Regions from separate parts of the Homo sapiens genome. Here regions 1 and 3 are each linked to region 2. Evidence: chromatin loops called from intact Hi-C (ENCODE). Cell type or tissue: heart left ventricle. All regions are shown on one strand.

The links. Hi-C counts contacts between places; a loop is a spot of excess contacts. Peaks named below come from ENCODE experiments on the same cell type or tissue, not always from the same donor. Only the 100,000 strongest peaks of a DNase experiment are listed, where the experiment ranks them.
Region 1: it touches region 2 in a loop (2.3-fold over the local background); 3 of 110 quality-filtered maps call a loop at or near these places.
Region 3: it touches region 2 in a loop (2.5-fold over the local background); 8 of 110 quality-filtered maps call a loop at or near these places.

What each region holds. Positions count from the first base shown.
Region 1 is chr7:47,035,889-47,043,888 of GRCh38, reverse strand. All of the region lies in intron 2 of LOC105375268 (a long non-coding RNA gene), which reads left to right. Among named protein-coding and RNA genes, the nearest start is that of SNORD151, 420 kb to the left of the region's middle. RefSeq lists an enhancer at 4,011-4,793. In heart left ventricle, no CTCF peak of the experiment used is centred here; a DNase peak (open chromatin) is centred at 4,751; H3K27ac peaks cover 2,517 bases.
Region 2 is chr7:46,599,205-46,607,204 of GRCh38, reverse strand. No RefSeq gene overlaps it. Among named protein-coding and RNA genes, the nearest start is that of IGFBP3, 680 kb to the right of the region's middle. In heart left ventricle, no CTCF peak of the experiment used is centred here; a DNase peak (open chromatin) is centred at 3,204; H3K27ac peaks cover 1,941 bases.
Region 3 is chr7:46,748,280-46,756,279 of GRCh38, reverse strand. No RefSeq gene overlaps it. Among named protein-coding and RNA genes, the nearest start is that of SNORD151, 710 kb to the left of the region's middle. In heart left ventricle, no CTCF peak of the experiment used is centred here; no DNase peak of the experiment used is centred here.

The DNA of each region.
Region 1 (8,000 bases), 440 kb before region 2:
GTTTGCTCCTTCTCTCAACAAAGATTCATGGGACCCGTCTTTGGAAGAGTGCAGGGTGCGTGGCCTGGAGGGCACATCAGTGGACAAGCACAGCCTTTCTACCGTAGGTCCAGTGAAGAAGAAAGTGCACAGGTGGCATCAGCGTAATGCACCTTAGGTCCAGGCGGGCACCAACACCAGAGGATGGGGCACATCTGACAGGATTTGGATAGGAAGAAAACTTGCTTTGTCCTGGGAATAACTCAAAGTGACTCCTTTATCATTCACAAATATTTTACATTGCTGTGACTCCTCCTACAACTGTATTCATATTCTCCCACGAATAATGCATGCTCTCTGGTTTCCTTGTTGCAGTTAGGGAGTGACTCTACTGAACTCTTCTATGCACTCAGATGTAGATTGCAGCAGCCTCTCCTGCCATCCCTCTGGTGTCTCCAACAAGCTCTTTGAGAATCCTAGTGGCCAATGGGTCACACACTTGACAGTCTCAAAAAACATGTTGCTTACGGCAACCTTGTTGCAACTTGAATATGCAAGAGGTTTTTAGGTGGTTGGGATACAATTAACTTCCTAAGCAGAACTAGGAGAATTGCTCAGGAAAGAAGTAACTGTGACAATCATTTTAGTTATCCACTCTTGGCCTCTTTTCTTCAGCCACATTTAATTTTTCTTCCCAGACAGGGTGGGAAAAAAGATGCTTTTATTCCTTGCTGCTATGACTAAAATAACAACAGATTTCTGTGAAAGATAAAGAAAGGAATGGACTTCCATTTAGCTCCACTCTGAGCCACTTCAAACCTTCTATGCTTTAATGCTCACCATAACCCTGTATAGTAAGTCCCATAGTCCATTTACCTAGATGAGAAACTGGGGATACAGCCACCTCATCCTGGTAATGGTGCTCAGGACAGGTCAGTCCTCCAAGTCCTCCACACCAGGGACCTGCTCGTTCTGGACAAACAGGGGTGGCCTGTAGGATGGCTTGCAATGCAGTGACTAAAGAGGCTAAGGTCTAATTTTCCGGGTTGGGGACTGCTGTTCTGCATCACCCAGATGTGATTCTGACCAAGCAGGTTCATGAGCCCAGTGATTCAGGGCTCAGCTGGTAACAGGGAAGCAGGAGGCCAAGAGTTTCTGTGAGTTCTTAAATACCCTGTAGTTAAGTCTGTGAGGGAAAATCACTTCAGGAAACTCACCAGATCATCTGCCGGTGGACTGTGTTCTGGCATGTCCATGTTGGGACCCATGCTGGATGCCTCCTCATGCTGCGGCCCAGGGAAGCTCAACTCCCTTGTGCTCTACACTTTGCCTCTCTAGCCTTCTCTTTCCTCCTGTCCTGGATGTGTCACTTACCACACTGGTTCCTCCCTCCATGTTCCTAACTGGGGACTTGTGGACTATGACCAGTGGTGCTCTTTGAGCTAAAGCCTGTTCTGTAGCTCCTGCTCTGACAGTCCCCTGACATCGCAGCCCCACAGAAGTTCTCAGGCTCCCAGTACCCTCAGGAAGCCCCTCAAGATGCTGCTCCCCATCCTTCCCTGCAGCCCAAATGATAGAGTCTACACCCTTCCTGGGTGTGCTGATCCCTCGGCCACCTGTCCTCATCCATTGCTGTTTAAACCTTCCTGTCAATCCTCAGCTCATGAGGTCACTCCTCATGAAGTTCATGGTCGCTCTCCATGAACTTCTGTAGGCAATTTTTCTTGTCACATTCTCCAGTCTTTGAAAACCCACCATTTGGGTTTGGGGTCTTTCAGGGAATATTCTCTGACTCTGAAAACTTGAAGAGACTGTGATGCTGGTAAGTACTGTGAATGCCCTTCCGTCATGGGGTATGGCTATGTGGCAAACTTCTCACAAGACCGTAATCTTGAGTGGAAGAGGTATGTCTGCAACACTTCCTTGAATTCTTTCTTAAGGTGCAAAGTGGCTTGCATGACATAGATTATCAGTAAATCTTTCTCGACTGCTTGACTCTACTTTAATGCATTTAAACCCTACTGAATATATATTAATATTGTAAACACAAAAGCATTCTCATTTGAAAATTATAGGAATTGCATTTGGGAGAATGCAGGAAATGAAGTGTCAGTGTACTGACGAGAATAGTCAAACAATATTAGAAACAATGAAATCAATGATTAATCAGTGTTTATTATGATGTATCTAGGATCCCCCAAAGTGACCATGTTCTTTCATCCAGCAACTTAGGTACTAAAGAAGAAATAGTTTAAAAACCTTTGTGCAAGAGATGTTATTTCTGCACTTTAAAGAAATATTGGCCAGAGAAATACTTCAAGTTCCAATTGTAGAAAAAGGTGTCATTGGAATTGTGATTTTTCCAAACTATGAAATATTATTATTTTGGGTATTGCATTTATTATTGCAGATGTTGAAATGACAATCGTGAAAAGCATTATAATATATAAAATAATGCTTTTGCTAGAACTTTAGGTTTAAAAACATAGGTTCATAAGGTAATTCAACACATCTAGCTCTACGTCTCTATCTCCAAACATCCAGTCATTTATATTATTTATATTTGTGTGTGTGTGCATGTTAGCAGTTGCGAATCTGTATGAGTCTGCAGCAATCTCAATTCTTGCCTCCTCAGAAAAAAGAATTCAACTTAAGGGGCATAAGGCAGAGTTAGAGACCCAGGCAAGTTTTAGAGCAAGAGTGAAAGTTTACTAAAAAGTTTTAGAGCTGGAACGGAAGGAAGTACCCTTGGAAGAGGGCCAAGTGGATGACTTGAGAGATTTAAAAGCATGGTTTGACCTTTGACTTGGGGTCTTATATGTTAGCAATTCTTCTGGGGTTGCATTACTTCTCCCCTGATTCTTCCCCTGCGTGGACTGTCTGCACGTGCAGTGGCCTGCCAGCACTTGGGAGGGGGCGCATGTGCAGTGTGTTTACTGAAGTTATGCACATGCTCACTTGAGGCGTCTTTCCCTCACCAGTCGAGAGTTCCCAGAGGAAGGTCATATTCCAGTTAAAGTCTGCCATTCTGCCTCTTAATGCACATGCTTGAGCACGCTCGCCCAACTCCTGAGATCTTATCGGGAAGCTGCTGATCACCTGTTTCAGGTGTTTTCTATCTATTAGGAGACTGCCTTTCCCTGGCATTGGCTTCGACCAATTGTTATTTTAGAGAAACAGTTTTAACAACCACAGAGCATTGGCTTCGGCCAATTATGATTTTAGAAAGATAGTTTAACAACCGCCTATCACCTGACATTCCTGGTGGGTGGTGGTGGGGGGCCTCTCCTGCCCTTCTCATGCCTAACTACCTTCTGTAAGGAGCATATATACACAGATGACACTGACAACACACGTATATGCATATCCCCAGTTATACATAGCAAGTAATTTATAACTAACTAGCTACCCAGAGATATATTGTCATTTATATGCATATACCCATGCACATATATATATATATCTAATCTGTTTGTATATCGGTTGTCTATCTATATATCTGTCTATATAACTGCATTAAAAAACTCACCAAAAAGTTAATAGTGGTTGTGTTTAGAAAAAGGCCTATATGGAACTAATTTTTTTTCTTTTATACTATGTGTCTCCTAAATTTGCTCTTATGAGCATGCATTACTTTTTGTTTTAAATAAAAACAATGTATTTTTTTTCAAAAGCACTTTGTCCACCATTTCACATTTATGACCCTTAAGACTTTCTAAAAGTTGGACTGCAATTTAAATAAAAATAGCCACAGCCAAGACAATGGGCATTTTTCCTCTCTGGCAACCACACAATGAGAATGCATTTGATACACAGCCCAGAACATTCCGAGTGAACTAACAGCAGGAAACACACTCAAGCTGAGATCATTAAAAGTTACTAGATGACAATTTGTTCTAAGTTTTGAAAATTAACCCAGCAAATATGATTTGGCCACAAGAGGAAAATATCAAAAAATCACCTAAACCCAGCTCTTCCAATGTTGAACAATCTTTTGCTGTTGTTTGAATATAGCCCAGATGTCTGCATTTTGTTCTTATGTGACTTTACAGAGGGCCCCAGTCATAGCAAAGAAGTTCCTACAGCTCGCTGAGAGCTGGGTGCACCCCAGGTGCCCTGCTGGGTATTTTTAATGTGGTGTTCTTATTATCATAGCAATCTTGCCACACAATACAGGTGTTGTTTTCTTCTTTTATAAAAGAGAAAGCTGAGGTAGACTGATGCTAAGTAACTTCTGAGAGGGTTGTGGTGACAAATGAAAGAATGAAGGTAAAATGCCCATTTCAATGCCTGGGGCATGGTAAACATTTAACAATGTTAACTGGTGTAATTAACAAAGGCAACATTCTTGGTGGGTCATGCCTGCGAGGGACCTTTCCACAACAGAGCCCTGAGATGCGAGATGTGTGGTCAGCAGGGCTCCTGAGCAGGGATTCCCACAGATATAATTTACTTCTTTGAGGCTAGGGGCCATGTGAATGGGAGCCGAGTTCCTACCTGTTCTCCATGGTGGCTGCTTTAAGACAAAGGCCAGCGAGAATCTGATATTGGGGAAAGAGCTTTCACATCAGGAAAGGAGTTAGCAGGCAGAAAGGCAGAATGATTTCTCACTTGGAAAAAGTAAACAAGAACTACAGGACACCATGAGTTCCTGGGAGGGAAAAGGGTTGGAACTACAGATGTGCAATAAAGACCCAAACACCCACTGAGTGCGACTTCTAGCCTTCCAGAAAGCTTCATGTTCATGATGATGTCCCCTGGGGCCACCCGTGGCTGGCTCAGCCTCTGTTCCTGATTTCCTTTTCATTGCTCTCAGGCTCTCTGTCCTCAACACAAATCCACATCTCACCCACTCTGTGCTCAGGTAGGAAAGCACCAAAGGAGATTGAAATAGTCTACTTAAATCTAGTGTCTGTTGCTGATGTTCTTTCCAGAATATTTTCCCATTCTGATCTACGCAGCAAGTCATAATGAAAAGGTGGCATGTGTCCATCTTCCTCAACTTGACCTAGAGTTTGGAGAACGGTAGCCCAGGGATTTACGTAACCTGTAGGCGGCTCACGGCGAATCCACCCTGCTTCTTTGTGCAGATTACAGCAAGCATCCCCCTGGGGAAGCACAGCACTGCAGGCAGGTGCTTCCTCCTCAAGGCAGACCTACCCTGCCCCAGCAAAGAAGCTTGAATTTTAGCTCTCTCTCCTCTCTTTGGCCAGACACCCTGAACAAAAACAGTGCACAGCCTATGCAACTGTACATACTGACCTTAGGTGGTAGAAGCCTGAATTATTAAAAGAAGCAGGATGAATTTATGTGAATAATAACAAACATTTTTAAAAGAGACTGAGGGAAAGTATTCCTGGATGTTTCAAGAAACCTGAAGCAGATTAACTTTTTCCACCTAAACATGTTGCTGACCAAGTAACACAACACATGATCTTAAAGATAAATGGACCCCCACTGGCCCTCCTGATTAATTCACATATTCATTCCACATTCACCTACTGTCTGCCTGGCCCTGTGCTGGCATTGAGGATTCAGGGACCAATGTGGCAGCCGCTGTACTTGTGAAGCATCTCACTTAACCTGGGGCCCATGGACATGACATCTAAGGACATGTATGTGAGTAAGAGTGAGTGCGTGTATGTGTGTGTGTGCATTTTCCAAGAATGGAAAGATTTCAGGAGATTTTAAAGAGATAAGAGGGACAGGGGAAGGTAATTAACCCTATGAGTTCAACAACAAAACTGACATCCAGATGAGCCCACAGAGTAAAAACAGAGCAGGAAAACAATTTGGCACACAATGTTATCTTTCTTGTTCCCATCCCTTGTGGTAACTTTTCTTTTGCTAATAGAATAGAAGAAAAAGATGGAAAGAGTCAGAAAGAACAGAAACATTGATATTCAACCATTTGAAACAAGAAAGAAACTCTAAGCACAGAAGGCAAAGAGGTGAGGGTGGAAGAAATGTTATAAAGCAAACGGCATGGAGTATAGCACACATGCACTTACACACACCCACATGACTGCACAGAACGAAAAAGGCGTGTAATACCTCCTTCCCATGGCTTAGCACATGTATATATGTGCATGCACATGTACAGAAAGAAAGCACGTGGCACACACTCGGTATGTCTTAGTACATAATTACATGCATGCACACACTGAGAAAAAAGGCATGAAGCACCCCACACATATGCACACACACACATATGTCTACATAGAAAGGGGAGAGCATGCACACAGCCCTTCTTGTTGCATTTTACACACATGTACACAAACACGGGGAAAGGTTCATAGTCGGTTTAGGAAATCATTGATGATAAAGGTTATTTGTTTTATTTCAGTTAAATAGATTAACTAGTTAAATATATTTCTTTACTGTGGGATTTCTCCAGTCCTTTAATATGCTAAAAGGAATTAACATATCTCAAGGAAAAGATATAATATATAGTTCATACTATGTCCAAAGGGTATTATTTTTTAATTTTTAAAGCATCTCATAAGACTAGTATTTTGTGGGAGAATTAGAGGAGAGTGAGCTAGATGTGACGAGCCCAACCACCTATCCTGATTCGAAGGAATGGTGTCATAAATTGTGGTGCAGAGTGGCCAGGATCCTTCAAACTGTGCTTATCACGGCTGGAGGGGCCAAGGCTGGATTCTCTGGGGCCTACCACACATTACCAAAGTGTAGTAATGAGGTGAGGAACGAAGATGAGAAGACTGAGGAGTCAGGGTGAATGTGTGATGATGAGGATGTTGATGTTGACGATGACAACGATGATGATGAAGATGATGATGGCAATGGTGATAATGATGCTGCTGCTGATGACAGTGACGATGATTAGGAAAGGAATAATGATGACAATGACGGTGATGACAGCAGAATTGGTGCTACTAAGAGTAAGCATTCCTGAGCACAGACTGAAGTGAGACTGCATGGAGCAGCTCCTATGCTGATAAGCATGGTGCATGCTGCAGCTGCTATTATTGTTGCATGTTAGCTTCCACTCAAAGTACCTTGTAAGTGCTATGTGTCTAATATGCATAATCCCAAGGAAAATGCAACCACCTCACTCCTATTTAATAGGTGGGGAAACTGAGGCTTAAATGGTTTACTTTGACAAGTTTATCCAGTCACTAAGCAGTAGGGCCTCCAGTTAGTTCAATTGTGCTCTAACCCCAGGGCCATACCCTTTGATCACTCACTCATGGAAGAGTTTCTTTATGACAGACAGTGCTAAGTATTTACAAATATCAATCCTCACTACAGCCCTTTGCCAGGTGTGTTATTGTTCCTGGTTCATAGAGGAGAACATGAAGGCAGATATTGTTAGGCAACTAGCCTAAGCTCGTCCAGCTGATACAAGTCAGAGCCCATCATCAGAATCAAAGCTCTCCCATTAATAAACAGGAGCACATTTCAATATATGTGTTTGATTAAAGATTGGTGGCCCTTCTGTACTTCAGGGTCCAGCAGGGATGGATGACACAGCAAGTCAGGGGAAGTAGCACACAGTGTGTGAGTTCTGCAGAATGATGTATGGTTGGCCTCCAATGGGCACACGTAGGAAGCCTGGAGCCAACTATTGGGGAAGCTCTTAGATACCCTGTGCTCTGACTCATTCATGCATTTTGTTATTTCTTGAGCACAATATAAGGGGAAGGACAATCTAGGCAGAGAAAAGAGCGCATGTAAGGACTTAGGCACGTGAAAAATGACACAGTACTTGGTGAAGGGCAAGAAGTTAGAACCAAAAATTTTGAGGCCAGGGGGAAAGCGGAGGTGTGTAAGGTAGCAATACTGTGGTCATATGTTAAGGGCTTGTGAACCATGCTGGAAACAACCGGCCCTGTACCATGCAGAAGTTACCAGGGACTTCGTTTTGTCTTGTTTTAATTGCCTTGGGGTGTTGAAGGTTTGGAAATGGCTTGAGCCCGTTTGTTTCCTAGGATGACATACCTGGAGGTGTGTAGCGGTATATCCTGGGATATGAACAAATGCAGAGACAACACAAA
Region 2 (8,000 bases):
GAGAGCAGAAAGATGGGGAGTGCAAGGGCTCAGAGAAAACAAAAATAAGCCATTCTCAGAACTAATTTATTTTAAACCAATCAATCAAAGTTTTCTGGAGCCCAACAAACCACCTATACCACATCCTGTGCATGATATTTTATTGCTAGATTTATGTGAATGGAATGAACACAGGGTCAGACTTAAAGAGTAAGGCCCTGTTGCAAGAAGCAGGATGCTCTTTGATTTCCTCCCAGGGTTTGAGCAGTGTTGCAGCACCACTGAGATTGATTGGGAGACAGGAGAGCTCCAAATAGCTTCAGAGCAGCTGTCAGCTTCAGTCTGTCTCTGCAAAGACTCACTCACAGAAAGAGAGAATTAGTATAGACGCTCCGTAGCTCTAATAGTTCATGTTTCCTACTTTGGAAATAATTGGTATTCATTGGAGAGAAATACGTAAGTAATGATGTGAGAAACTAAGCAATGTGAAAAGTGGTCCCCATTGAAGTATGCTCATGATAGTCAGCTCTACAGTATTTGATGAACCACACACTCTTATTTTATTGCTCTTCTTTTTCTTCATTCGGTCAGTATTCTGAGAATTTGCTATGTGCCAGGCACTGCTACAATTATTATACATACAAAAACAGTTAAGACATGGACTCTGACTTTAAAAATCTCATGGCCTGATGAGGAATGCCAATCAATAAGTAGATAATTACAGCACAGAGTGATCAATGGATGCCATAACAGAGAGGAGTGCAGACCACAGCAGGAGGAGAGGAAAGGCATCCCCTGACTTTGAAGGCCCTCTTCCTTAATATTTCTTGGTGTCAGCATCTGGTTCAAAATCTCTCTATCCTTCCTTGCCTATTTTTTCTTCCTTCAAAGATCATTGAATAACTTCATCTTAGAGTTTCATGAGATATATCCCCATTTTCTTTCTGTCTTTTTCAAAATGACCCATCCCATGGTCCTCATCTCTCAGGCCACGCTTGTAAGATAAGGCAGTGTCTGGTGGGAACATTTCTTAGGAGGTCAGAAAAACCAAGTAAGATGGGCTGGGTTGATTTCTCAGGAAGGCTGAAACCATAGAAAGACACTGTAGGAAAAAAAAGCTACAGTTGCATTTGGGGAAGTTGTGCAGAGCCAGGACTAGATAGAAATATGTTCCCCAGATTAGAAGTCAGGAGAAGTAGGTACAAATTGAAGTACAGAATGAGGTGTAGGTTTCAACAAGTGGTTCAGAACTGAGACCACAATGTTCAGCAGATGTAAAGGTTATGTCTTTTTTTTTTTTTTGGAGACAGAGTCTTACTCTGTCGGCCAGGCTGGAGTGCAGTGGCATGATCTTGGCTCACTGCAACCTCCACCTCCCAAGCTCAAGCAATTCTCCTGCTTCAGCCTCCCAAGCAGCTGGGATTACAGGCACGCACCACCATGCCCTGCTAATTTTTGTATTTTTAGTAGAGACAGGGTTTCATCATGTTGGCCAGGCTGGTCTCGAACTCCTGAACTCAGGTAATCCACCTGCCTCAGACTACCAAAGTGCTGGGATTACAGGCATGAGCCACCACACCTGGCCAAGGGTTATGTCTTTAAATGAAGTTGGCTGTCAGGTTGATGGGCGATGCTCCAAGACTAGGCAGAGTTTGGAAAAATGATAAGAGTTGTGCCATAAAGGATCATGTCCTGGTTGTTAGTCAGTTGTAGGTGTGGTTCCAGAGGTCATCCACAGAGGGGCTTCAGTTCTGATTCACCCTCTTGAATCCCATTCTGCTACTGAAACACTTTTAGCTGTAGGGTTGAAAAGGCACCAGGGTTCTCACAGGCACGAGGATAGCTGGACCTCGTCATGGTTCCCATGAAGATCCTGCTGATGACAGCTGTAGATAAAACCTGAGAGAAGTGGGGCCAGCCAGGACTGGTAGACTCTTCCACCTGTACACGGATATATTCCATTCATTCTCTCCATAGCTCCTGATTGCACAGGCATTTAAGGAAAGAATTGTGTTAATGAACTGAGACCTACATGCCATTAAAGTGTCCACTAAAATGGGCAAACCACTCACTGAATATATCAGGAAAAAGTATTATGGTCTATATTAGAAGACCTATTCAATAGGATAGTTTGAATTTTATTTATTAATTAAACAAACACTTATTGAGTACTTCTTATGTCTCTAATCATCTAAGGCATGGAGATACAGGAGTGAAGAAAATAACACAAAACAGGGGCTAGGGAAGACATATAGAAACATGAGTAAATTGTTATTATCTTCTGAGAAGTTTGATAGAACGGGTGTCATTTTGATTTTAGGGGATCAGCTTTTTGACTTCGGTGACTACCCCACAATCTCCCTCCTATTTCAGAATCACAGACTTGAGTGCCTCTTGAGGCTCCCCTTGTTCCCAAGGGCTTTATCCAAATACCCTGGTTGCAGAAGCTGTTTTAAGAAAGTTATACTAGTTTATACCTTCTAGCATATTCTTCTAGAAGTAGAAGACAACTGGCTATTTGCTTCCAATAGAGTTAGATTAAAATAAAATCTTGACTTTGGAATTACAGACCTCAGTTGGAAACCACGTTTCTTTTTCTTTTGGCAGCCACTTGACTTAGTTTCAGTTTTCTAATCTGTAAAATAAACATACTGTTAATAGGTATCTGGCTGCACTGCTATAAAGTTAAAATGCAGCAGCTAACATAAATACATTCTGTAAAATATAAATCACTAGTCAAAACAGGGCAACATTAACTGTCATAATTAATAATAGCTTGCCTAGTTATGTTATCTTTGAAAGAGGAAAAAAAGAGAGATGCTTCCTTGCAAAGGGAAGGGCCTCTACACACATTTCAGAAAACAGACGTTTCTAAGATCAGACATGGAGTGTATCTTTCAGCTCCCTGATAAACACAGCACAAGTAAGAACAAAGTGCCTTCCATGGCTCCTTATCTGCTGGCGGAAAATGTATGCTGATTGGTTAGGAAAGAAGTCTTAAATGTTTAAAGCCATCAGTCACATGTGTGTTATTTTTTAAAAATTAAAAACATGAAAAACATTAATTCAATGCATGTTTATAGAAAGTCTACTACCATTGTTTTTGTGCTAAAGTTTTAGAGAATATGACCCAGTTACTATTTTCAAGAACACACAGCCCCATGAGGGACAGAGCCATGTAAACAGTAGGAAGCACCGGCTGGCGGTCAGAGCTCTCCTGGGACTGGGTACGCAATGTTCTCAAGCCGCTGGCTGCTGACTAACGGGCTAGAAGGGACGAGGTTCGGGCTGCGAGGAAGGAAGGCATTCCCCAGAGCAAGGGCACGGATCCACGCCTGCTACTAGGCTACTGTTCTGTAGTCAGACCAGGCGATGCTGCTGTGTGGAAAGGGTGAGGGAGGATGGAGGTGAGGTCAAGGTCAGGAGATAGACTTGTGATTTTTATTTATAGGTCAGAGTTTCTCAATTACATTCTCATACTCAGAGATGGTACAGGCCCATGGGTGATGGGGAGGGGGCCAGCCTTGTGCACAGTGAATCACATAGGACCCCAGTCCTGTTTATAGACACCCAGAACAAACAAGTATTACTCATGACAATCTATCACATGTCATTCTCACAGTAAGTCTGTTGTCCTCTTGGTGTGCCGGTCCTTAGAATGAAACACGAATGTTAGGCCAAGAGACTGTGAGTACTTGAGATGTGAGGAGGGCATTCTTCCAAGAAGCTGGCTTCACAGTGTCCCTGGACCAGCAGCACAACATCACCCGGGAACTGTTAGAAATGCACATTCTCAGCTGGGCCTTTACCTACGGAGTTGTCAACCCTGGATGGGCCCTGCAGTGTGAGTTCTAGCAAGCCCACGGGGGACTCCAGTTCTTGCTCGACTTCGGGAACCTTTGTTGGCCTGGTGTCTCCAGCCTCAGACATCATAAGAATCACACAGAGTGCTTGGAAACAGGCCTGCCAAGGCAGAATCACCTTGCAGAGGCTGCAAATGTGGCTCCTTGACCCCAGATAATCCATTCCATCAGGCAAGAGGCCTTGACCAGGGAATACCTGGGAATTGTCCAGCAAGACATTTCATACTGCGATATCCACACCCCTCCCTGCAGATGCCCATTCAGAAGACAGGCTGGTGTGGACATGCGCAGCACCAAGCAGGACCCCACACAGGCCTTCTCTCTGGTTGGAGGAGGCCATATGCTAGCTGTGTAACCTTGGGGAAGGGGCTTAACCTCTGAAAGCTTGCTTTACTCTTCTGTAAAATAGTCACAATAACAGCAACTCCCTCCAGGGTTTTTATGAGAATGAAATGACTTCATGTGGGACAAATTCCTGGTACTTGCTGAGGATTCATAAACGTGAAACATTATCATCAACATTATAGCATTATATTACATAGCTCTGATTGGTGATCAAATAGGCCACATTTATCAAACCCCTATTACTCCCACTATGGCTGCTCCTGCTACTGTTACTGTGAGCCTTGTTGCTCCTGCTACTACTGTTACTGTTACCTACCAGTGCTACTATTGCTGCTAATACCACCACTGCTACTAGTACTACTAATACTGCCGCTATCACTACTGTAATACTATTGCTATTGCTGCTGCTAATGCTACCACTAATAGTGCTGCTGTTCCTGCTCCTGCTACCACCAGTACTACTAGAACTGCTGCTTCTGCTATTGCCATTCCTGCTCCTACTATTGCTACTGCTAATACTACTGCTACTGCAGCTAATACTGCCACTGCCACCACAACTACTACTAGTGCTATTGCTACTAATGCTGCTACTAATGCTAGCACTAATATCACTGCTACTACTGCCACTGCTACTACAGCTATGGCTGCTGACGCTACCATCACTATCACTATTACTACTACTGCTGCTGCTAATACTGCCATTGTTCCTACTGCTATTACTACTACTGCTGATGCTGCTACTGCTACTATTGCTACTCATAGTATTATTCTTTGCCAATAGCTGGCATGTGTTTTAGTAGAAAGAGGAAATACAACTGTAGAGAGAGATGGAGAGAGATAGGACTATGGAGTCAATTAGACCAGGAAGAAGTGGGGAGGCCTCCCTGCCAAGGAATGCATTTAACCAGGAAACAAGCAGAGGATTTTTGAGGAAGAGATAATAAACAGCACCAACAGGAGCACAAGAATGTGCTTAGAGGGCTCTTTCTCCGGGAAGGTGGTCACCTTTTATTTCCTCTCCTTTCTTCCCCTGGTCCTCACTTCTGGCTTTAGACTCTTACCAACCCACATGGATGAGCCGGGTGAGAGGTTTAGCCTGGCGTGCCATTTGCAGACTAAGCTGTCTGCGTGGATTCTATTTGAGAGTTCATTAATTTTGTGACATGATATTAAGGGTCCTTGTCATCCTAGTGGAGTCCATGGCCCCACTCAGGTTATGCTCTCTGTCTACTTGTGGCGAGAGTTTACCAAATACTAGGTGAAGTACAACAAAGGAAAGCAGGCATCCTTTTATCAAATTTACTGGGCACTACCGTTTGAATTTTAAAGAAATAAACATTTCATATGTATAAGCACCTAATAAAACATGGTATTAAGTTGTATTTTGCCAAATTGATTTACTGAGAAAAATTTAGAATTGATCATGGCAATGTTCGAAAATGTCTCTTTAACTACATGCCCTTTCATTTGGAAATATTTTCACTTTTAAAATCTTTGCTAATTTGGTGTTTAAAAATGAAGAGCAATTGTTACTTTCACTGGTTATTTTGCTTGCTGGAGAAGTTGGCTAGTTTTTCTTATGTTAATTGTTTCTCTTCTATGAAATGTTGATTCCTACGCTGTTCAGATGTGGATGCTTTGAAAGCGTGAGGAATCCAGGCTTGAAGTCAGAAACTTTTGTTTTGTCCCAGTTCCAAGATTTGGGGTCAAAAAAGGCAATATAATGTAACCCTGAATCTATTCCTAGCTCTAAGGATCACCTGAGTGGCATGTGCAGAGATGCTGAATAATTAGAATATCAAATACTTGGTCTAGAACATGAACTAGCTACAGGCCTGCCTTCCAGAAGCCCTTGGAGAAGATCAGTCAATGAGCAGATGAGCTGATTTCAGTGGGCCTGGGGGAACTGATGATGGAGGTCAGGCAAGGGTGGCTAGGGAAGCTCAGGGAGGGCTCACAGTGCTCACTCCTGGACCCTGGAAGGTATGTTTGACGTTTGCTTCTTTGTTCACTCATTGAGCAAGTCATTTATTAAAATAAATACCACAGATTTAGCTTCAGGACAAGATTTCCTTCAAGTTTCATACCTGTCTACTATAAAATCATTTTTCATAAATGTCACAAATTTATCCTCCTGCAGTTAGGTTTCTAAGACAAAAATGCAATGGTTGATGGTGTCTCCTTGACTTTTGATAAAAGTGATTCAAACATTTTTAAATAAAATCTCTGGGGGGTGGATCAGCAATCTTGGGCTTGTCTGTACAGCAGGAAGATGGGTAGGTTCCTCTCCAGCTGGTTTTTTAAGCAAGCAGATCGTAAGCGGATTGGATTTCACAATTGGAAGCATTCTGGAAGAGATATGGTGCATGTTTGTAAGAGTCACCAATCTTTTAGGTCACATGGCTGGCAAAGAAGCAGACACCACTGTTCTCTGTGAGCACATCTGGGAATGAGTTGCTTCACTCCTGGAGCTTCGTGTGTTTTCTTCTCCTTCATAAGAAGCTTTCAACATAACCTTGAGGGGCCAATAGCCGCTCTCCACTTCTCACAGCCCCTTTAGCGTCTGATTTTCCTGCACTGGAATCAGGGCCCCCAGCACATTTCTGGGAAGTGCACAGATCTAGATTCCAGGCCACCACCTGCTCCTCAGCAAGGATCACTTGGCTTCTTTCATTGTCTGTGAAGTCCGTTCCCTCCTATTTCCCAGCTGGGACGAGGATCAGCTCAGGTCTATAAACTGGGCAGCTCTTTTTGGGACATCTCCTTTAATCTCAGAGAAACTGTATGAATGAGGCATTGTTGTCCACATTTTACAGATGAGGAGACCCAGCCACTGAGGCTAGATCATCACCCAGGGTCACAGGGTGACCAACAGGGTACATGCCAGAGGCCGGCTGTCAATTACCCTATCCTGCGACTCCTCCCTACTTCCTTCCTGGTTCACAGCTCCCAGGAAAAGTGATGAGAGAAGCTAGGTAATGGGAAACAGAGATTTTCAGGCCCTCTCCTTTGGAGCTGACTCCCTTCCTACCTCCTTTTTCCTCTCTCTCTCTCTTCCTCCATGCCCAGCTCTTTCTCCTCTCTCTCTCTATCTTTCTCTCTGTATCCCTCTCTCTCTCTCCCTTTCTTTCTCTTTTTGTCTTTGTCTGTCTCTCTTTCTTTCTCTTTCTCTTTTTCTCCATCTTTCTAACCCCCTCTTGCTCTCCTATCTCTCTTCCTCTCTCTTCTCTCTGTATCCATCTTTCCCTCTCGCTCTATGCCTCTCTCTCTCTTCTGCTTCTGTCTCTGTCTCTCTCTCTTCCACTTTCCACCTTACACTCTCCTCCTGAACCCAAAGAACATCTCTGACTTTAGCTGCTATTTCCTCTGCCATTTTAAAGGTGATCTTTGTAGAATCACAGCTGCAGGGTTGTCTTCCTGCCCCCGCGGGGTGGACAGCAGACCAAGACCCCATAGGAGCACAAGGACTCGGTGAACCCGTCTGTCTCTGGGCTTTTGCATTTCTTCGTTCTGAGACTTGTTCTGTTTACTCTTCCCGTTGAGATTCTAGCCACAGTTTGACGGAACCGCAGCAGGAAAGTGGGCAGTGGACCATTGGATTTTCTTGTCTAGAATGTTCTATAACAGCAAGCAGCATTGATGAATTGAGTTTCACATGCCCTATTTTAGATCCTTTCTATGGGAATACTTAACATTAGATGAATGGGGTTTATTATCTTTGTATTACAGGTGAGGAAAAGGCCTTGCTTAGAAAATGACTCAGCCAGACCAAAGGGCCATTTAATGCCTGCCCTTCCTGAGAGAAGGCCAGAT
Region 3 (8,000 bases), 150 kb before region 2:
CCTTTCCTCTACTATGAAATTTTTTCACCTCACATTTAATAAAAATGAATCCAAATAAAGCATGCACTGAAATGGGGATATCCAGCTTTATAACACATGATTCTTATTCAGGATGAAATTAAAGTAAAAGTATTAAATGGTTACTGCTTGGAGTATTTCCTACATGTCAGGCCCTCTGCTACATGATTTATCTCTATCACTATTAATCTCCAAATGACAGTGCAGGTCAATAGTTTTATTCCTACTGTCGAAGATGAGTGTCACTAGATGTACAAATAAAAATAGAGACTGCCTGGTTAAATTTGAATTTTAGGTAAACAATAAATAATTCTTATATAAGAATGGGGACATCCTTATACTAAAACATTATTTGTTGCTTGTCTGAGATCTGGGTGCCCTGTATTTTATCTGGCAATCTTACACTCAAGGCCACAATTAGAACCACTTTGCCTGATACCATCCAGCTTATTTCAGTGAAAACTCAGAATCTGACCTGTGTTTGTCTGGTTCTAAAGCTTATTTTAAAATTTTTTTTCAGCCCATTTTCCTCTAAAAAGGAAATAGGTCAATGCAAATCAGAAACGGTGGTGGATAAAAAGGCCTGATTTTTAGAGAACACATTTTTTCTTTTTTTTTCTTTTTGCACCTCAGTGATTAAAATAATGTATGTTTTCAGTGTTCTGTCCTCAATGTTGAATACTGCCCAGGGGGCTTTACTCCCTTTTTTTCTCCATGTAGCCTATGAGATAAGTATCTTTCTCATTCAAAGTTAATTCCAGATGTCTCTTTCTTTACTCTTAAACTATGAAATAATATTATTCTTTTCCATTAGCCTTTGATGATTACATCAAAACAGTAGACTTTCTCAAGGTGAGGGATTCAGTATGAGGGTTGGCTGGCCTGGCTGTGACAGGATTGGTGTGCTGGGAATGTTTGCCCTTAAGGGGGTTGCGAGACTCTTGGCATGAGTCTGTGGGACCCACTTCCTTCCTGTCTTGCGCATGAAGTCATCCCATCCAGCGACTCTGGTTCTGTCTTCTGGATGAAGAAAAAGCAACAACAACACAACAACAATCTAGCCTTCTTCTAAATTTGAGTTTTGAATCCTTTATTTATTTATTTATTTTTAAATTTTAGTGTAATTTTATTTAACTAGATAAAGCCTTCTCAAGTGTAATTTCTTTCTTTTTTGCTATGTTTCTTCCGTGGCTCCGCATAGATTTCAGATGTTTCCAAGAAACTTTCTTTACTGAGGACAGGGTGGTGGGGACATAGGGATTTTGCCTTGTGTGTTTTGTGTAGTCCTGTCCTTTCAGCTGGCCTTGGTTTACCAGTGAAAACAGGGGCTTGGCATTTGTCTTATCCATGGCCTATATCCTTGCCTTACAGTCTTATCTTTAGGATGTGTCTCTATTTAAGCCCAAATTGATGTACTTTATTCATTTGGTTTATTCATGTTTCTTTTCTTCTCCAATAAATGTTTATTGAGCCTCTATTTGCCATTCCGTGCTATGTTTGATTATGGCTCAAGCTATGTCAAGGATTAGAAAGTGTCTTTTATGAAGCACAATCTGAGTAATGTGTTCCACAAGAGTTTATCCCTCCCAGTAACCCAGAAAGAGATATGTATTGTTATTTCCCTTTAAAGGTGATAAAAGCAAGGTCCACTGTCTCATGAGTAGCATTTACCAGTGCCAGAATGAAAGCCTGAGGGGAATGACTCAAAATCCTACTGTGTCTGTGGACTGAACTCACAGCCAGACACAAAGCAATGCTCCCAAAAGGAGAGAGAAGAAAAACAAACACCAAAAGAAGATTGATTGTTGTAATTCCTTTTTATCTTGCCAACAGAATCTTCACTGAGAAACCCAAGAGGCAGGAGGGGAGACAAAAGGGTTTGTTGTGTCTTTCTCCCTACACTGTCATGTTTCCTGCCTGAGTCCTATGAGGGGACACCACCATAGAGGCCCGGTGAGGCCAGCACCATGGTGTCAAAGTCTGCCTTGTGTACCTTTGCTCATGTCACCTCTTCTTTTCTCCACTTCCAAATTCTCTCTATCCACTTCTTGAACTCTTCTTTTTAGCCCAGTTTAGCCTCTCGTATGCAAGTCCCTTCCTCTGTCCCCATTGCCCCAAGGATCCATTGCCTTGACTTGCAAGCATCTTCTTGAATTTCCTGCTAATTTGAACTGAAGAGATGGAAATGCACCTTAAAGATTGGGTGGGAAGCCAGCCATGGCAATGTCTGATGCCCAGACTTGGGAGAGTGGTTGGGTGCTGTAGGAAAGAGGTGGTTCTCGGTCCCAGTGTCAGCTTGTGTTTGGAAATGTCTGCATCTTTTATGGTTTCACTACACTGGCCAGATTCTGACATCTGATCAGCACTCCTGTCTCTGACATCTGATCAGCACTCCTGTCTCTGTTAGTTCTGGTAGCGTCAGGGCTCCCAAGGGACTCTGACTTTTCATCTTCTGCTGGACAGTTAGTGTTCCCAGTTGTTGATCTATAATCCCACTCTTGACAAGAGAAATAATAAATAATTTCTGTATCACTAAACTGTGTAAAGAATATCAAATACTAGGTAAAATTTCCTTTAATAATTTTTTATCACCTGTGCTTTATCCTCACATAATTCTTTCCATTATTTTGCCATATTATTATATCTACATTTTTAAAGGTACTACGCAATTCCTATTTTTCAGGTGAAGAAACTGGAACTTAGAGAAAATGGGTAAGGCAGCAGCACTGGGTTTTGAATCCAGACTGTCTGATTTCAGAACCTTATATCCTAACTACAAGAAAATGTATTTACTTTGTCTCGTTTGCCTATCCCAGAAGCTTCCAACTTGGAAATTTTTGGAAACTATCGTATTATAGCATTCACTGCCCTTCTCACCCAAGCAATAATTGTTTCATTGTCACGTGTGTGTAAACCAATGTGAGGCTCATTTTCCTAATTTGCAAAGTGGGATAAGAATACAGATTCTGCAGGGTTACTTTGAGTCAGAAGTTAAAAGTAAGTGAACGTGCTGTTGGAACTGTGAGTACAGACAGAGCTATGCACCCATAAATAGTGAAATACCAGATCTTTCTGCACTCAAACATTACCCATGTTGATTTATAAAAAAGAAACAATGATTTCACCCTGCTCGATCACTGCCAGGCTTGATGGGATGGTAGATAAAAAGAAAAAATAATGAAGTGTAGGAAATATGCACTTCCTCTTTATGGTTATTAATTTGTTTTTGTTTTTTTTTTCTTTCTGTGCAGACTCTTCAATTGTGAGTCAGATCATAAATCATTGCTTCACTTGTGGGTTTTGGTGGAGTCAGAGTAGATGACTTGAGAGTCTATTTGCAACATCTTTTCCCTTTACCTGGCTCTGCTGGACTTCAAAAGCCTATTTTTATGTGCAGGGTAGAATATGGAGCTGGAACACTAGGTATTCCCGGCTTATTTTTGACATCAAGCCTCTCGTTGGAAAAACCAGCAATTATTAAGAGGTTTCAGTACATTTTAAAAGCATATAAAATCAAAGTTATTCAATACTGAATCTAGGGACAACAATGTATTTGGAGATTTATTACCTCCCAACACATATCTTTTAGTTTACCTTTTTTATCCCAAATGAATTTAATTTAAAATATAATCATTATAATTATACTATATAAGAATATGAACCATGCTGCCTTGGATCAAGCAAGGTTTCAGCATTGGACATCTTCCAAGAGACTCTGAGTCAGGCACGTTCAAGATGTTCTGCAGATGCATCTCACAGGTTGATCCAGCATGCAGAGGTGCTTTAAAAAGATAACTGAGTCAGCTGGGCACAGTGGCTCACACCTGTAATCCCAGCACTTTGGGGAGGCCGAGGCAGGCGGATCACGAGGTCAAGAGATCGAGACCATCCTGACCAACATGATGAAACCCCCATCTCTACTAAAAACACAAAAATTAGCTGGGCGTGGTGGCACATGCCTGTAGTCCCAGCTACTCAGGATGCTGAGACAGGAGAATCGCTTGAACCCGGAGGCGGAGGTTGCAGTGAGCTGAGCTCGTGCCACTGCCCTCCAGCCTGGCGACAGAGTGAGACTCCATCTAAAAAAAAAAAAAACAGATAACTGAGTCATGGTGCTGTACAGCCAACATAATCAAAATGTGGGCCTTCAGCACTGAATCCATTTGGCCTTACTCAAGCCTCAGCTTTCAACCCCTTGTCTTCACCACATGTTTCCCACATACCAATTCACTCTCAAAACTTACTTCACCAGGCATGACTGACCTCTTTGGGACTTAGCATCTCAACAGTGTATTCCATTTCCTCTCTGTGATTTCTGTCATCATTCAGGCTTGAGTGACTTCTCATTACAAAATCTACTGTAGGCCATGGCCTTCACTCCTGCGTGGATGTCTCTCTGTTAGATGACCAGGGTCTTAAGCAGATGACCCACACTGACTTAGGGAGCCTGTGATTCTAAAATCAGCTGCATGATTAACTCCCGTGCTTTGACTTAGATGCAGGAGACTTTTCTTTCCAAGAGAAAGAGCAATTGCTCTAGGGAGAGTGGGAAGCCTACCTCTTCCACGGGCTAGCTGAGTGACATTGGTAACTTACTTGACATTTCTGGGACATGATTACCTAATCTGCAAAATAATATTCATTACACCTATAATCTAAGGTTGCGTAAAGATTAAATTAACTTGCTCATACTAAGTGACAGCTCTAACAGATGCTTAACAAATTTCAACACGTCTTCCTCCTTTGTAGAATATTTTGTATCACTTTTTTGGCATTTTACATGCAATGCATCATGGTTAATTATTGGGGTTGTAAATCCTTTGCAAAAAAGAATCAGGTTTTATATTTTTTAATGTACTCTTGAGTGTATTCCAACCTCTTTCTCATATATTATAAATACTCAATGATTTCCAAATAGACATGTAAAGGAAATTACTGTTCTCTTTTTCTGTGCTCAGTGGAAATATGCTCCACCTGTGTCTCCTTTTCATCCCCTTTAAAACTCTTCATCGTGTGGCTGCAGATTCACTACCGTCTTCCAATTTATCCAGTTTACCTGGTGCTGCGTGGCCTGTGCTGTCTTCCCATGACAGCTCTGGTTCCCATCCTGACTCCTCCTTCCCTTGTGCCCACAGCCAAGTCTGATGGGCATGGGAGAAAGCACAAGGGAGGACGTGTTCTGGGGTGGTATTCCAGAGAGCAGGAGAATCCTGTGGACTCTCTCTGCATTATGCTACACGGATTGCCATTTTGCTCCTCAGGTACCTGAGTAAAGATTGCCATTTGTAAGGGAACAAGCTTCCTGAGTGTTCCCAGCTGCAGTAATATTTAGCCTCAGCAATCTCCAGAACAGTACACAGAGCGAGGCCCCAGCTGCGGGAGCCCTGAAGACGCCTGAGTGAAGGGGCTCTCTTCTCAGCAACATCAGTCAAGGCCAAAGGGAGACCAGCGAGCCTCCTCTTGTTCCACAGGGCCCCTGCACTCCCTTGGACACATTCCTCCTCAGGAGTAGGAGTCTGTGTCTTAAAGCATGAGCCAGGCGACAGTAACACAGACCATGCCCCACTGCATCGTGCATGAATGTTTTGTCTCATGCCATGTGACACAGGGAAGGGTGCAGGCCTTAGTGTCAGCTCTGTAGAGTTCTGCTTTCACTCTAAAGACTGTTATTTCCCTCCTATTTTATCTCCTCATCTGCTAAAATGAGGCCAATTGCAGTCTGTCTAATCTTCCTTCGCCTCCTCCACAAGCTACAGTCCCCTTTCTCATGTGACTTCCATTGCATTAAGTGTTGTTTACATATCTTTCTCCCTAAGAAGGCCTTATGCTCCTCTATGGTAGAAATAGTCCTCATTCCCCTCATGGTCCCTGGGCCCAGGCTAGCTCCAGATCCACAGCAGGCAGGCAGTGTGCTAGCCCCATGTCTTTTTCCTTTCCTTGCCTCTACCCACCAAGGGAAAAACACAGCCTTTGCACGCTTATTAAAGGCTGGCTTTCCAGAATATTACCACCACAGCTGGGGATAAGAAGAAGCTGATTTTTTTTTACCATAGGAAGGAAAACCCACTGATACAGTTTGGTATTTGTCCCCACCCAAGTCTCATGTTGAATTATAATCCTCAGTATTGGAGGTGGGGCCCGGTAGGAGGTATTTGGCTCATGGGGGTGATCCCTCATGGTCTGGTGCTGTCCTCAGATAGTGAGTGAGTTACCATGAGATCTGATTGCTGTAAAGTGTGGTGCCTCCCCTGTGAGCGATGCCTGCTCTTACTTTGCCTTCCACCATCAGTATAAGCTCCTGGAGGCCTCCCCAGAAGCTGACCAGATGTCGGTGCCATGCTTCCTACACAACCTGCAGAACTATGAGCCAACTGAACCTGTTATTTATAAATTACCCAGTCTCAGGTATTTATTTATAGCAAGAATGGCCTAACACTCCCACTTCAACAGAGTCTTGTTACATCTCAGAGGGAGAGGGCAAAGTCAGGATATTTATTGAGACTTTACAGTCTCGTCACATTTTTGTTGGTGTCTCCTGTTCCTTCTGCAGGGATGTCCTTCTCAACTGGATCCTCACCCTTCTCTGTGGAGTGTGGGATACACCCTGCTCCCACCATATTCTCCCATTTGTTTATGTTTGGGTTGAAAAATAGGCATGAGAAATATGAGTTCTTCTTGTAGTTCAATTAAGAAAAGAAGTCTTCCCTAGATGTAAACTCCTGATGGAGGGCTCCTGCCTCATCCCTGCCATCCCTATGCCTCAAAGACACTACAGTTAACCACTCAGTCATGACTTAATGTGGTTAAAAGCCCCTAAAGACACAGATTTCAAATTGGGATGGTCAAAGAAGAGTCAGTTCTAAAACATCTTTTCCCAAAGGATGGTTCTGATTGGTTTGGCCAGCACTATCTCCCTAATGAGACTTGATTCTTTTCTTTGAGACAGATGTATTCTCACTCAAGGAGGTAAAATACAATAGTCACTGCCTTCAAAGATATAATATTCCTTCATGTGATGAATTCATATTACCTGGGCAGCCCTTATGCCACTTTTAAACTTTTAGCTTGGATTGAAATTGCAGGAAAGGCACAAGTCAATTTGAGAAACTATGACTCTGTTAGGGTTCAGAATACTGAGGACCCCATCATCTTCACTTATTTAGTCATTCAAAAGACATTTGATGAATGTCAGTAATGTGCCAGGAACTATTCTTGGGTGTAGAGATGCAGCAAAGAACAAAGAGAGTCAGATAATACATTTTAAACATGGAAATGTATATATTTTTTCAGATAACAGTGAAAGCTTTGGCAAAAAGAAAAACAGGCTTAAGTGCAGGAAGTGCTGAGCCTGAGGTGGTGGCTGTTTTTTCAGGGTGGTTAGAGGTGTTTTTATTTCTAGGTTGACATTTGAGCAGCCATCTGGGAGGAGAAGTAAACGTGATTCAGGAGAAGATAGAAGTGAGGGCAAAGACCCTGAAGCAGGGGGCTCTTAAGGGGGTGCTGGTACACCAACAGCCAAGAGGGGGTGTCTGGATGAGATGGAGTTGCAGAGGAAATTAGATAGTGCAGGGGGGTCTTTAGGTGATCTGGGCCCCAAATGCCAAGAATGCAAGGTAAGTAGGAGACCATAAGTTCCTCTCCATCTCTGAAATTCTAACATGCTTTATTTTTATTCATTCCTGATCATACAAAATCAACACAGTTAAACACACCAGCTCCTTTGGGATTATCCACATGGATATTAGCTTTCCAGGTTCAGTACTAAGTGTGAAAAACAAAAGCTTTCTTTAGTAGAAAAGATGTCATGTGGGCATAAATTTTCATGCAAATTCACAAAGGCTGATTGTCAATTTAGGCCTTAAAACCACAATACTGCAACACAGTTCTATTCACTTTTTCCACGGAAACCATACAAAATTGTATACAAGTACTTCTCGTCTAAATGAATGCTCTTTGTAATAAACTCCACTTCGGGAATTCAG